Linked DNA regions of Mus musculus: all the other regions are linked to region 1. The links are chromatin loops, found by intact Hi-C in ENCODE. Cell type or tissue: heart. All regions are shown on one strand. Links, peaks and the distances in the headings refer to the core of each region. The heading gives the core; the rest is flanking DNA. Region 1 has its middle 11 kb from the start of Thap1. Region 2 holds the start of Tacc1 (transforming, acidic coiled-coil containing protein 1). Region 3 holds the start of Pomk (protein-O-mannose kinase). Region 4 holds the start of Fnta (farnesyltransferase, CAAX box, alpha).

What was found. A loop is a pair of places that touch in the nucleus more often than their neighbours do. Peaks named below come from ENCODE experiments on the same cell type or tissue, not always from the same donor. Only the 100,000 strongest peaks of a DNase experiment are listed, where the experiment ranks them.
Region 2: a loop joins it to region 1, with 5 times the contacts of the local background. A loop is called at or near these places in 7 of 42 quality-filtered maps.
Region 3: it touches region 1 in a loop (3-fold over the local background); 17 of 42 quality-filtered maps call a loop at or near these places.
Region 4: it touches region 1 in a loop (3-fold over the local background); 12 of 42 quality-filtered maps call a loop at or near these places.

Annotation. Positions count from the first base shown.
Region 1 is chr8:26,167,961-26,171,256 of GRCm38, reverse strand. No RefSeq gene overlaps it. Among named protein-coding and RNA genes, the nearest start is that of Thap1, 11 kb to the right of the region's middle. In heart, for the core only: a CTCF peak has its summit at 1,907 (motif pointing right); a DNase peak (open chromatin) is centred at 1,946; H3K4me3 peaks cover 545 bases; H3K27ac peaks cover 617 bases.
Region 2 is chr8:25,200,457-25,203,752 of GRCm38, reverse strand. Tacc1 (transforming, acidic coiled-coil containing protein 1) reads left to right here and starts at 2,211. Exons shown (of 13, transcript NM_177089.5): 1 at 2,211-2,631. The coding sequence starts at 2,468. In heart, for the core only: a CTCF peak has its summit at 1,925; DNase peaks (open chromatin) are centred at 2,072 and 2,892; H3K4me3 peaks cover 1,629 bases; H3K27ac peaks cover 1,729 bases.
Region 3 is chr8:25,992,352-25,995,647 of GRCm38, reverse strand. Pomk (protein-O-mannose kinase) reads left to right here and starts at 1,527. Exons shown (of 5, transcript NM_029037.4): 1 at 1,527-1,561. Gm31402 (a long non-coding RNA gene) reads right to left here and starts at 2,354. Exons shown (of 2, transcript XR_378826.3): 1 at 2,085-2,354. In heart, for the core only: a CTCF peak has its summit at 1,495 (motif pointing right); DNase peaks (open chromatin) are centred at 1,167 and 1,507; H3K4me3 peaks cover 1,295 bases; H3K27ac peaks cover 1,351 bases.
Region 4 is chr8:26,013,496-26,016,791 of GRCm38, reverse strand. Fnta (farnesyltransferase, CAAX box, alpha) reads left to right here and starts at 1,182. Exons shown (of 9, transcript NM_008033.4): 1 at 1,182-1,411; 2 at 3,237-3,296. The coding sequence starts at 1,212. In heart, for the core only: CTCF peaks have their summits at 1,298 and 1,498; a DNase peak (open chromatin) is centred at 1,151; H3K4me3 peaks cover 1,551 bases; H3K27ac peaks cover 1,253 bases.

The DNA of each region.
Region 1 (3,296 bases), core at 484-2,983:
TAGCCCAGTCTGTCCCCCATAAAGTAATCACAGAAATAAGATCCATACAATGACTTTGTGTGCAATTAGTGAATTGGTGAATACTAATTAATTCAATAATTAATACTCTTGAGTATAGAAAATAAATCAAAGAACAAGATGGATAACACCTAATAGTGAAGGAAAGAAAGAAAGAAAGAAAGAAAGAGAGAGAGAGAGAGAGAGAGAGAGAGAGAGAAGGAAGGAAGGAAGGAAGGAAGGAAGGAAGGAAGGAAGGAAGGAAGGGAGGGAGACAGGAAGGAAGGAAGGAGAGGGAGGGAGGGAAGGAAACAGGAAGGAAGGAAGGAAGGAAGGAAGGAAGGAAGGAAGGGAGACAGGAAGGAAGGAAGGAGAGGGAGGGAGGGAGGGAGAGAGGAAGGAAGGAAGGAAGGAAGGAAGGAAGGGAGACAGGAAGGAAGGAAGGAAGGAAGGAAGGAAGGAAGGAAGGAAGGAAGGAAGGAAGGAAAGAGAGGGAGGGAGGGAGGGAGGGAGGGAGGGAGGGAGGAAGGAAGGAAGGAAGGAAGGAAGGAAGGAAGGAAGGAAGGAAGGAAGGATAGAAGGGAGACAGGAAGGAAGGAAGGAAGGATGGAAGGGAGGAAGGGAGGGAGGGAGGGAGGGAGGGAGGGAGAGAGAGAGAGAGAGAGAGAGAGAAAGAAAGAAAGAAAGAAAGAAAGAAAGAAAGAAAGAAAGAAAGAAAGAAAGAAAGAAAGAAAGGAAGAAAGAGAGGACAGGTGGTCACAGTCCACAGTCACCGCAGCTGGCAAGAACCAACCCTTCTGGAAACAAAAAGTAAACAAAACAAAACAAAACAAACACAATGTTACAACTCAGTTACAGAAAGATTCCCAAAGAATTAAAGGATAAACAGTTTCAAGGCAGAGAGAGACCCAAGGTGGATTTGGGGGAGCTGGGATAGGTCCCATCCCTTGGCCCCGCAAAGCTGGAAGGGAGTCAGTATTGCACCCTTCCCATCGAAGGTGAGACAAACAGAAACTTCAAGTGTGCATGTCAAACGTCTGCTTCAGCATGGCAGCAGGGGGCCCGGCACTCCCCATGGGATCAGGGAAGCAAGGCCCTCACATTCTCCCCTTGTGACAGATATAGGGGCCCATAGCACGTGCATTCCGCAAAGCGAAAACGAATTCTAAGCCTTCTTTGTGGAAACACTGGGTCCTTCTAGAGTTTACTGAACACTTTTTTTTTTTTTTTGAGACAGGGTTTCTCTGTGTAGCCCTGGCTGTCCTGGAACTCACTCTGTAGACCAGGCTGGCCTCGAACTCAGAAATTCACCTGTCTCTGCCTCCCAAGTGCTGGGATTAATGCGCCACCATGCCCGGCTGCTGGACACTTCTTGACCCAAGGAAATCCCAGGCTTACTTTTGAACATTTTCTCCCCAAATGTCTACAGCAAAATGAAATTTCTAAAGGTGCAAGCAATTTTTTTTCATGAAGATGAAAAATATTATTTTTCAAAAGTAGGATAGCCAAATGGGAGGATTCCCTGGGTTGTGTTGCATAGGATCTCACCGTTTTTAAAAGCTGAGAACAATTCTTACCAAACTTACAAAATGTTTACAGTTTTTGGAACATGAGATTATGAGCAAGCCACTGTGTTTTAAGCCACCGAAACATACATTCTAAGTCTCAGACTCTTAGATCATAGGAAATGTCATTTCTGACCCTGTGAGAGCTATAACAAGTGTGTTCTTTTATGTATGTTTTTTTTATTTGCTTATTATGATAAGCAAGTTTCGGTGTAGTCACAATATGCCGCAGTGTAAAAACTGTGTGCACATGTGTGGAGAAGGTGAGATTGGCTGTACAGTTGGATTCCAGCAAATGCTTCCCTTTTCTGAGCGTTGTAGAACATTGGAGTCCTGGGTATTCCCAACACCAGCCAGCAGAGGGCAGAAGAAGACCATAAATGAAAACATCCGGGTCTTTGCTGAGCCCACTAGCTAAGTAAGGTTCCTCCTCTGCTTGAATATTATCATCTAGCACTTATGAACGTGGAGATCAGAGCTAGTCCACTTACTCGCTCACTAATACTCAGTAGGTGCAGAGACTTCAGCAAAGAACAAGCTGTCTCACCAAACCCCGATGTAGCCAATGGCTAGACTCGGAAAACTCAGTGAATTTGCAGTAGCCCGGGGAAAACTTGGGAAGGCATATCCCGAGTAGGACCTAAAGGCTATATTGCCAGGAACTGGGCAAGCTCCTGCAGATGGCAGGTACAATAGTTGGGGACAGTCTGTGCTGGAGGCTGGGTGTGCAGGCTATTCTGACTCCTGATACCTGCTCCGTCTGCCGGCATTTCCAAAGCTGTTTTTCTCCGACTGGAGTATTCTTTCTCTTCTTGAGAATTCATTGCCCCATGCTCGCTGTCTGCCTTGTTTCTGCCCCCACCAAGCCCTGTAGATTACAGGTTCTTAACCAGGTACTTAAGATTGCGTGTGGTAAATTATAATGTGGCTTTTATAGTCCAGGCAGCCTGACAGGCAGCCCTCTTTAAAAACGGAAATACATTCATTCCTACTGTGCCTTGCCTCCTATCTGGATGGAGAATGTCATATGGACTTACAGACTATATATTAAGGAAAAACAGTGAAAGGGAATGGTGAAAGCAAATATTAGAGATTCAACCTACAAAGGAACCAAGATCTTCTTGTGTCATATAATCTTTAGATTACGCTACCAGGTCTCTTTATAGGAGCAAGACTATTACGTTCTTCAGGTTGTCTTCCTCCTTCTGTAGGCATAGCTAAACTAATTGTGGGCTCAGGTTTCCAAGCAGCTAGTCACCCCAAGTCTATCCAGGGAGGGTTTTAGGTTAGACATCTATAAAGGCAGCGTCTTCTGTCAGCTTGATTCTACTCAATCATAGGCACTGAGTTGCCCGCCCATGGTAAAGTTTAAAGATATCAGAGAGAGACCCTTAAAGCCAAGGGTTGGCTGTCTTTTGTGACTCTGTGTCACGGGGACAGATAACACCTCCATGGTAGAAAGTACCCATGCTCTCTGTACTTGGAAAAAGAGAATTAGCTTTTAGTATTTTTCCACCTCATCAAAGGTGCCCGTTTTATGCTGCTGTGTGGTATGTTACATCTAAATGATCTTTAAACTTCTCTCATAGAAAGTTAACTTTGGCTATAAGCATTTTTAAGGCCCCCGCCCTTTCTCCTCCTGATATAGTTCTCTAGAATAGATTTCAGTATGATTTTTATCAACTATTTCTTATATATCATAACTGGCATATTATGAAACTAGTTTATAAAGAC
Region 2 (3,296 bases), core at 510-3,009, 970 kb after region 1:
TATAATTTACTGAATGTCTATTGAGTGTGTTCTCTTGTCCCAGGTCTCTGCAGAAGCAAATATATATATATATATATAAACGTGACATGGTCTCTGGCCTTTGGAATTTTATGGTCCAAAAGTAGACATGTTGCCCATGTTCTGCTAAGTGTAGGGTGACCTTGTATCAGGAGACAGTCTTGGCTTATGTCTGTTGTTCTGGTGTCATTACTAACAATGCACCTTTTCACTTAGTTTTAGAACTAAGTGAGACAGAATGGTCTGTATGAATATTCATGTATAAAGGGGGTAGAAAGTGTAGATAGACCAGTTGGTTTCCCCGCAGTAGTCACTGAGTTGAGTGACGAGAGAAGTTTGACCAGCCAAGGCCAGAGGTCTTTCGGGGAAACTTGGAGTTCAGATGGGAGAAGAGGTGTATTTCAGGAACGCAGAAAACCCTGCAGGCAAAGAGAGAGTGAGTTCTGGAATTAAGAGCCATGGTCGACTTACGTTAAGTATTGTTTGCCAAGTCTGCCCTTTGACAATGCCCCGAGGCTGTCATTAGACTGTCTAGACACCCCTGTCCCTTTTCTCCTCTTCCTCTTGCTTCGGGGCTAGGAATGGAGTTCAGGGCCGGGAGCCCTGCTGGAGATGCTGCCCCTTCTGGGGTACATCCCCAGTGTGGACTTGTGTTTGTACCATCTCTTAGGTGTTCTTGGGCATATCAAGGTTATATCTGGGTCTCTGCTGCTGATGGTTTGGGAAGCAGGATTAACCAGGCAGAGAAAGCCCTGAGGGACAAACTGTAATTCCGAGAAGTTCTGGAGTGCAGGAGCTATGCAAGGCACACGAGGATCGGGAGGAGGGAAAAAGAGGGTAGCAGTCTCGAGGAGGAGGAATGATCAAGCCCAGGTAAGGACTTACATGGGTACTATTTTCAAGCTACAGGGGTTTCTAATCTGAAGATTTGCTTGATCATAAACCCAAGACAACGACAGTTGGATAGTCTTGGCATAGTTCTTGTAGACCTAAAACAAAATGACTTCCGCTCACATTTTTAAAAAAAAAGTCTTTCAACACTTTTGACAGTCGTGTTTATCTCAGGCAAGAAGCAGTAATGGGCTCTAAAGTATACTCCTGCCTTTTTTTTTTTTTTATTATGGTAGGATACCTGCCAAGCCTTATCTTACATGTTTGCTTGTCTTTGTTATGAAGTGTATAAGACATTTGTGATTCATCTGCAGTACACGACGTGGTGCCAGCTTCTTTCAGGGTAAGCTCATGAGCATCCTGAAAATCTTCGCCTGACTTTGTTCTGAATTTTGGAGGCACACTCTCTGTGGGAATTGTAGCCACCTCACAGATTCTCTGAGACTGAGAAATGTCAGTATTATGGAAAACACACTGATGAGCTAATGGTCTCAAACTTGGCTTTGGAGGAAATGAATTCACTGGGAGAGAGGACCTGGGGCAGTCTCTTAGTGGAATCCTTCAAAGATAAAGGGGGGAAAATTCTTCTCTTCACCTTCAGAGGTAAAAGCCTTATTCTGAAGACTGTCACCAGATCTTGATGGCTCTGTACTGAAGAAGCAAAGGACATCAGAAACCAAGGACCCAGGAATTATCTGAAAAAAGCCTAAAGTTATGAAAAGAAAGAACAACAGGAAACGGCTCAGGCCGTCTTATCAGGGGGCAATTTTGCATCTATCCCAGGTCAGGGCACTCCGGAGCCCTCATGAGTGTGGCTTGGTGAGGGCAAGACAACTTCAATTCTTCTGTAACCTGGGAGCCTTCCAAATCCTGGGCGTAACAAGGATGGCGCTGACCAGTGTCAAGGATCGGGTACAACACTCTACAGAGGTTCTGAGTTGTTTTGTTTTTAAATAAGGGGCTTAACTTCTGTACAGCGCAGCTTCAGCCACGCCATTAAGTCCTAGCGGCAGGAAACACAGATAAAAGGGGAAGAGGAACAGCGCCGCGGCGCGCACACGCTCGGAAATGGACGGCGGCGGCGCGCGGCGCGCGGCAGGCGCGGATCCCGCGGGGAGGGCGAGCGCGGTCGAGCAGCCCCTGCCCAAGGCCGGGCGCGACCAGCGCGGCGGGGGGAGCGCGCTTCCAAGCGGCCGCCCCCGCGCGCCGCGCCAGTAGTTCGGTCCGAGGGGGCGGCTCCAGGGGCGCGGCTCCGCGGCGGCCGAGGCTGCTCCAGGCGGGAGCGGACCCCAGAGCCCAGCGACGCGGAGCAGGGCTGGCGGGGGAAGAAGCGGGCGGGCGAGCGGGCACGCGCGGGGGCGAGCTTCGGCGCGGCGGCCCGGAGGAGCGGGGGCGAGCGGCGCTGCGGGGCCGTGGGAGGAAGCGCTGCGCCCGGCCCGACGGCGCTCGTTGAGCCACATCCGCGGGTCGCCGGCGACGTTGCCGGCGCCTGTCAAGGCCCCTCCATTTTGAAGGAAGAGGCCGCCGTTCCCCCACCGCAGGGGCGGCAGCCGCGCTCATGGCGTTCAGTCCCTGGCAGATCCTGTCGCCCGTGCAGTGGGCCAAGTGGACGTGGTCCGCGGTGCGCGGTTCGGGCGCCGGAGAGGACGAAGCCGGAGGTCCCGAGGGCGACCCCGAGGAGGAAGAGGACTCGCAAGCCGAGACCAAATCCCTGAGTTTCAGGCAAGTACACCGCATCCCAGCCGAGATGCAGGCGGGCGCCATCCTCCCACCGCGGTCAATGCTGTGTGCGCGCAACCGTGTTCCCGGCTCTGCTGCCCGCAGCCGGGTCCCCGCTGTGTACCCGAAAGTTCGGGATGTTCTGTCTGCCCGTGTGCTTTTCGTCCTCTGTCTTCGCTGTAAGCTTTCTGAACCCAGCCCCGAATCCGCAGTCTGCGCATCCCGGTTTGCCTGGGTCGCTTTCTCGAAGCGTCGACACCCCGGCTCCGACGCAGCGGCACCGGGTAGTGGCAGTTGATAAGGCCAGGTGCGATTTGTAGCGTTTTCCCCTTGTGGGCAAGAAGTCGCTCCACCGCCCTTCTTGGCCCCGCAGTGTCCTAAAATGCAGCCTTGGTAAAAGAGGATCGCGTGATGACAGGTCCCTGGCAGCTGGTGAGAAATGGTGGTCTCTGCTGAGCTGTCACACGTGTGATTGTGGAAGGCAGGTGACGGCATTTTCAGCTTCCAGTGACTTCCAGACAGGTAGAGGCCTACGGAGAAGAACAGTATAGCTAGAATTGGCTTAGTTTGGGGGGTGGGGCGATATTAATTTTTACGCCCCTGGAAAGGGTTGATTGGGAAGTCTTTTTGTGTGTGTGTCTGTGCGTGTGAAAGGCAGCGATGACAAA
Region 3 (3,296 bases), core at 233-2,732, 180 kb after region 1:
GATGCATCATCACAGCATCACCTAATGTCACGTTTATTTGGTGTGTGTGTGTCCATGCGTGTGCATTTGGAGATCTAAGGATGACATGGTGAGAATCCTTCTCCCCTCCCCTAGGAGGGGTCCTAGGAAACTGAACTTAGATGGTCAGGCTTGGTGGCAAGCACGCTGACCTGCTGGCCATCTCTGTGGCCCCCTGCAGCATCATCACTTATTATAGCAAACTCTATATAACACACCTCCTGATTTTAGTCCTTTTGTAACAGGTTGCTTTGGAATTTATTTTATGTGGCTGGGTGTTCTGCGTGCTTATATGTCTGAGCACCACGTGTGTGCAGTGCCCTCAGAGGGCAGAAGCGGAGGAGGTCTAATCCTCTAGAACTCAGTTACAGGTGGTTGTGAGCTGCCAAGTGGATGCCAGGAACCCAGGTTCTCTGGAAGAGCAACCAATGCTCTTACCTACTGAGGGGGTCTCTCCAGCCCGTATCTGAGTCATTTTTAAGTGTTTATTTCAGTGGCATCCAATATATTCACATTATTTTACAACCATTACCTCCATCATCACCAGAAGTTTTAAAGCTTCACAAACTGAAACTATTCATTAAACAGTGTTCTTAATGGTGTTTTTTATATAATGCCTATAATTTATTTCTGAAATACTTGCTGTTATACATCCAGGTATATTTTCTACTATAAATAGCCCTGGTGCTGGAGAGATGGCCCCACAGAACCTGAGTTTAGTTCATATAGCATTGGTATCTGGGGGACCACAATTACCAGCAAGTCTATCTATCACTCCTGGCCTTTGAGTTCTCTGGCACACCACACACAAACGCATTTGTCAGTCTGAGAAGCAAAAGTTGCTTACAGGGATTCTTTGAAGGGAGTTTTGTCGGTTCCTCTAGTGCTTCCTAGATCAAGATTCTGGGTTCTTTAGCATGCTTAGAGTTTGGATAATAAACATAGATGGTTTTTGTTTTTACCCACACACTGTATGTTTTGATTTCAAATCTGGAAAATAAATCAGTTTAGAAGTAGATGATATGTCTGATTTTCCATTTCCCAACCTTACCCCTCCCATTTCACTTCCAGTACTAATACTAGTGTAGCACGCTGAGACCTTCCAGCCTTCGCATGACTTGAGGTTTGGCCCTGAAATCTGTGACGCGCAGCTTGGCGTCTCAGGCCAAAGCTCCAAAGTCACATAGTTTTCAAAGCCAGAGGCATTATCAGTGCACTGAGCCTCACTCTGCGATTTGCTCGTGTTGCTTTTCTGAGGATCACTCTTTGGCAGCCACCGCTTTGCAGAGAGTGTAGAGCTGTAGATCAGGAAGCAGCCCCTCTGAGGTCCCCAGTCCCAGGCTCAACCTTGCTGTTGCAGCCTGGCCTTCACCAGTTTGGCTAGAGGAAATGAGGACCAGGGTATGGATGACCGCGCCTACGCTGGCGCGGGCGTCCACTGTAAGGCAAGAGGCGGCCACCAGGAGGCAGCCTCACGCTCGTCTCCGACCGCTTCCGGCCGCGCAGGCGTCCTGGAATGCGAGCCGGATTTGGTGGTCGCCAGGTAGGCTCCGGGGCGTAGTGAAGCGGGACAGGGTTCTGTGGGGCCTTTCCAAGCCTGACCCTCCTGAGCCCCCGGACCCAATCCCAAAGTGGATCCTCTCATGGGGATCATGAAAACTAAACCGGGTACTGGTGCTGGCTCCTCCCGTGCTTACCGCGCACCCCTCCTCCGGGTGCACCATGCATTCCCTTTGGATGCTCACCACGCAACCCCTCTCCCGGTATCCATGGTATCCCAGTACCATGCACCGGGAGCTGCTATTGAACCATGTGAGCGGAGGCTGTCCGCCATGCTCTCGCTTTCTCTCCCCCTCTTTGTTAAAAACCAGTTTTAGACCTTTAGTAAATTTGATGCCCCCCGCCCCCACCTTCGCCTGTCCAAACTAAATAACATCCAGACTGTTTAAATAGTTATCGGGAAATGAAATTTAGTCTGAATTGGGTGACACCAGCTCCTTCTCGAATTGTGTAAAATATTCTGCATATTGGCAATTCATTTAGTTGACTTATTTCCCTTGACTAACCTAAGCAGTCGACATACAGCAGCTGGTCCTTTTTCACCGTTATCAAATAGCCTTGGTGTTTAAACAGTGCCGGAAGTTCCCGCTCTGCCGACCACACATACTCACTTCTTTAAGCTCTGGGCTGCCTGGGCGGTCCACAAGAAACAGGTGTGTTAATCGATTGCCAAGCAAAGAGGGTTCCGCATAGATCTGATAGTATGGATTCTAAGGCTGGAGAGATGGCTAGTGGCTAACAGCACTCGTTGCAGAGGACCTGGGTTCAATTCCCTAATAGCTCCCCACTGTCCATAATTTCCGTTTCAGGGAATCCAGCACTGTATTCTGACCTCCCTCGGCACCAGGCACACATAGCACATATTGTACAGTGTGCATGCAAGCGAACACTCCTGTGTATAAAATAAGTAGATTGAAAAATATGAATTCTGGGTTCCTGCAGCATTTTGTCAGTGTTGCTGGCCTTTCTTGCTATGGTCAGCTTTTAAAGGGGAAGGATTTTCTTGGGCTCAGCCGTGGGATTCTTTGCTTATGGCCTGTGGTCATTATGCTCGTCGTGGCGGGAGAGAGCGGTGGAAGAGAAAATTGAAGAGGGGAAGACCATGATGGGAGAGGTCATCTTACTTCCTGGCATCCTGGAAGCACAGAGACACAGGCTGAGGGCCCAGTGTCTCCTTCTAGGTCACGTGTTACTGACAGAAGCTTCCTTGTAGCAGACTCTGCCTCCTCGAGGTTCTGCTGCTGTCTGGTAGTGCCAACAGCTGGAGACCAAGTCTTTAATGAATGGGCCTTTGGAGGATGCTCACCCAGACCATAGGGGACTGAACATGCATATATGGTACTGGAGTATGAGTAGTGGGTGAGAATTTTTTTTTTTTTTTTAAGATTGTAAGTACACTGTAGCTGTTTCAGACACACCAGAAGAGGGAGTCAGATCTCATTACAGATGGTTGTGAGCCACCATGTGGTTACTGGGATTTGAACTCAGGACCTTCGGAAGAGCAATCAGTGCTCTTAACCGCTGAGCCACCTCTCCAGCCCCCAATAAAGACAGTTTCTGTGTGCTGCCACAAATCCCTTGCAAAAACCCTGGAAAGGGGCTGACAATTTTACATTCAAAAGTGTGTGTGCCTATGTGCGTGTTTCACACGTGTGTCATGGTGTACATGTGGAGGTCAGAGTGCAACATGGGTGTGGCTCTTGGCCTCCTGCCTTGTT
Region 4 (3,296 bases), core at 264-2,763, 150 kb after region 1:
GAGTAAATAATATATCCACCTGCCTCTGCCTCTGCCCCTCTGCCTCTGCCTCTGCCCCTCTGCCTCTGCCTCTGCCTCTGCCCCTCTGCCTCTGCCCCTCTGCCTCTGCCCCTCTGCCTCTGCCTCTGCGCCTCTGCCTCTGCCCCTCTGCCTAAGTGCTGGGATTACAGGCATGTGCCACCACTGCCCAGCCAATACTAGCATTTCTAAATCCTGGGTTTGATCACTAGCACAGCTGCACTGAGAAACTCAGCACAGAAAAGTTGGTTTGACTGATAACACCTGTGGGCTATTAGGATGTGGGGAAACTTCAGCTAAGATCACATACCGACCTCTGTTGGAATCCCAAAAGTCCCTTTTCTACCCTATAAAACCTCCAAGGCCCATGACCATCCTTGGATTTTTTTCTAATTAAAGGACAGTATGCTTATAAAGACATTTGTCTCTTTTATTCCCACTTTGCCTCAATCGGTTCTGATTTAAGAACCTTCCCTAGAATATATGGTGACCAGACACTATGGTCTTTGCGCTGCTGCGAATGAACCTGGTGCCTATTGTATAGTAAATATTTGTTAATTGAATATATCTATTCTCTATATTTAGAAAGGAGTTCTGCACAGATCCAAATTTAATTCCAAAGACACCCCCCGGATTAATAAAATGCTGCTATTTTATTATAGGATTATATAAACGCCTAGCACTGAAAAACATGTAAAGTGTGAAAGAATGTAAAGACCCTTTTAAGGTTAAAGTGGAAGCCTGAGGGGGGAAAGAGGTGGCTGGCTGTGCACCGTTTGCAATTCTTCACACTCCTAAGATGGTCCAAAAGAAGGGGGCCGCTGGGGACTGGAGATGTAACTCAGTGGTAGAGCACATGCCTAGCATGTGCAAGTCTTCCGGTTCCATCCTAAGCGTTGAAAAAGAAACAAAAGCAAGGAAACAGAAAAGTTACCCAACAAAGGAAACAACAACTAATAACACTGCTTGCCAATTAGCACCTAAAGGCCTCTGAAAACCTGCATTCGGGAAGGGGGCCCTGGAAACACAGCAGCGAGGACAGTAGGTATTCAGGCCAGGCCTCCGGGCCGGGCCCTCTACCCCACGCCTCTATGGTAGGACCCGAGGAACCGGAAGTGGGCCTCGCCGGGGGCGGGGCGGGCCGCGGAGGGGGCGGGGCCTCCACCACCACCTCTGCTGCGGACGGAGGCGAGATGGCGGCCACCGAGGGGGTCGGGGAATCTGCGGCAGGCGGCGAGCCGGGACAGCCGGAGCAGCCGCCGCCCCCGCCTCCGCCGCCGCCAGCACAGCAGCCGCAGGAAGAAGAGATGGCGGCTGAGGCCGGGGAAGCGGCGGCGTCCCCTATGGACGACGGGTTTCTGAGCCTGGACTCGCCCACCTATGTCTTGTACAGGTAACGCCCTCCTGCGGGCCGCGGCGCCAGAGGCCCGGGGCTGAGTGCGAGCGACGACGACGCAGCTCGGCGGACGGGGGCGCCCTCCGAGTCCGCGCCGCGCAGCCCCGGGTGGCCGCAGGCTGCGGCGGCGCTCTTCTGAAGCTAGGGTGCGGTGACACTTCCGTGGTCCCGCAGTGCTGCCCTGCTGAGAGCCGTGCATCATCCGAAAGGCGCCCTTTTGACAGCTCGCTATGGGATAATGTCACTTAAGCGGCCAGATCTGCTCTTTACAAACACTGTCGGGCCTTTGCGTGCCTTCTGCTGCCTGGAGAGAACTTTCCTGCCTTTCCTTCATCTTGGCCACTGTGCACATCCCTTCTGTCTTCCTTTCCATGTCCCCTAGTTCCTTGTCAAAAAGTACTTACTGTTTTTTGTAGTTCTACCTAAACCCTTTAGGTGACTCATTTGCCAGGCTTTCAGGAATGAGTGAAAGGCATTATAGAGGTTTCTGCAGTTGGATGACTTGAGATTGGTTGTGGGGTCCCATAGCTTCAGAACTTTCCTCTGATTTATGAATTATGTTCTTCGGATGGCTGATTTCCGAAGAACTAAATGACCGTGTTTGCCGTGCCTCTCTCCAAACTATAGGATATATATATATACATATATACATACATATGTATATATATATATATATATAAAATTAGCAGGTCATTCTTTTCCCCATATTCTTACATAAGGGATGCAATTTCAAGGTTAACTGCGTACCACAAATGTCTGCTGTCAGTAACTGATTAGTATAGAGAAGAAGAAAAGAATGTAAGTCAAGGCTGGCCACACTGAGCAGTTCATGGAAGTCTCCAGAAGTGCCAGTTGTTGCAGTCATACTGTTGTTTTGAGACTGTTCCCTGGATTGTTAGCATGCATACAGTATGCTATGCAGGTTTTAAGTACTCAAAATTATTCCTTCTCAAAGTTGCCTTCCAAAGTTGACTGGTAACATTATCTTCATCTTATAAATGAAGAAACCAACATCCAGGCAGATTAATGACTTCACACAGGAAGTTGTAAAGCTAATATTCTGGCTTAGGCAACTGTCAGATTCCAGAGCCTTCTCTCCCTCATGCTAGGCAGGCATCTCCACATGCCAGGCCCTCCCTCTGCCTAACAAGTCCCTCTGTAGTGACAATAACTCATAATGCTTCCTTGGACTTTGGGGGGAGTGTTGAAGTATCACATGTAGGACTTTGCGCCTGTGTTCTACCTCCTGAGATACATCCCCAGTCCTAATTTGAGTTTAAAAGGTTAGTTCCTACTAAAATGCATGTTTAAAAAAAAAATACTAACTCCAGAATCTTACTAAGTAAATGGGGGAGGCTAATTTTTAAGTTAAACCTTGGATACTTTCTAGAAGACCACATTTTGCCACACCATAAATTTGAAATTGTTGATTTATTAACTTTTATTTTTTAAAAATAGGCGTTTTCAGCCAGTTGGTGGTGGTGCATACCTTTAGTCCCAGCACTCGGGAGGCAGGGGCAGGTGGATCTTTTGTGAGTTCAAAACCAGCCTGGTCCACAGAGCAAGTTCCAAGGCTACACAGAGAAAACCTTGTTTTCGAAAAACCAAAAAAAAAAAAAAAAAAAAAAAAAAAAAGAAAGAAAGAAAAGTATTTTACTGTATGTGTGTGTGTGCCTTGTGTATGTCCAACCATTAAGATCTCCATTTGATTGAATGATTATTACCAATTAAAAACAAACAGAAACAAAAAACAAAAAAGCACCAGAATTGTTTTTCGTCTAACATGTTTGCATATAATCATGGGGAACATGTCTGTTTTCAGGGACAGAGCAGAATGGGCTGATATAGACCCAGTGCCCCAGAATGACGGCCCTAACCCAGT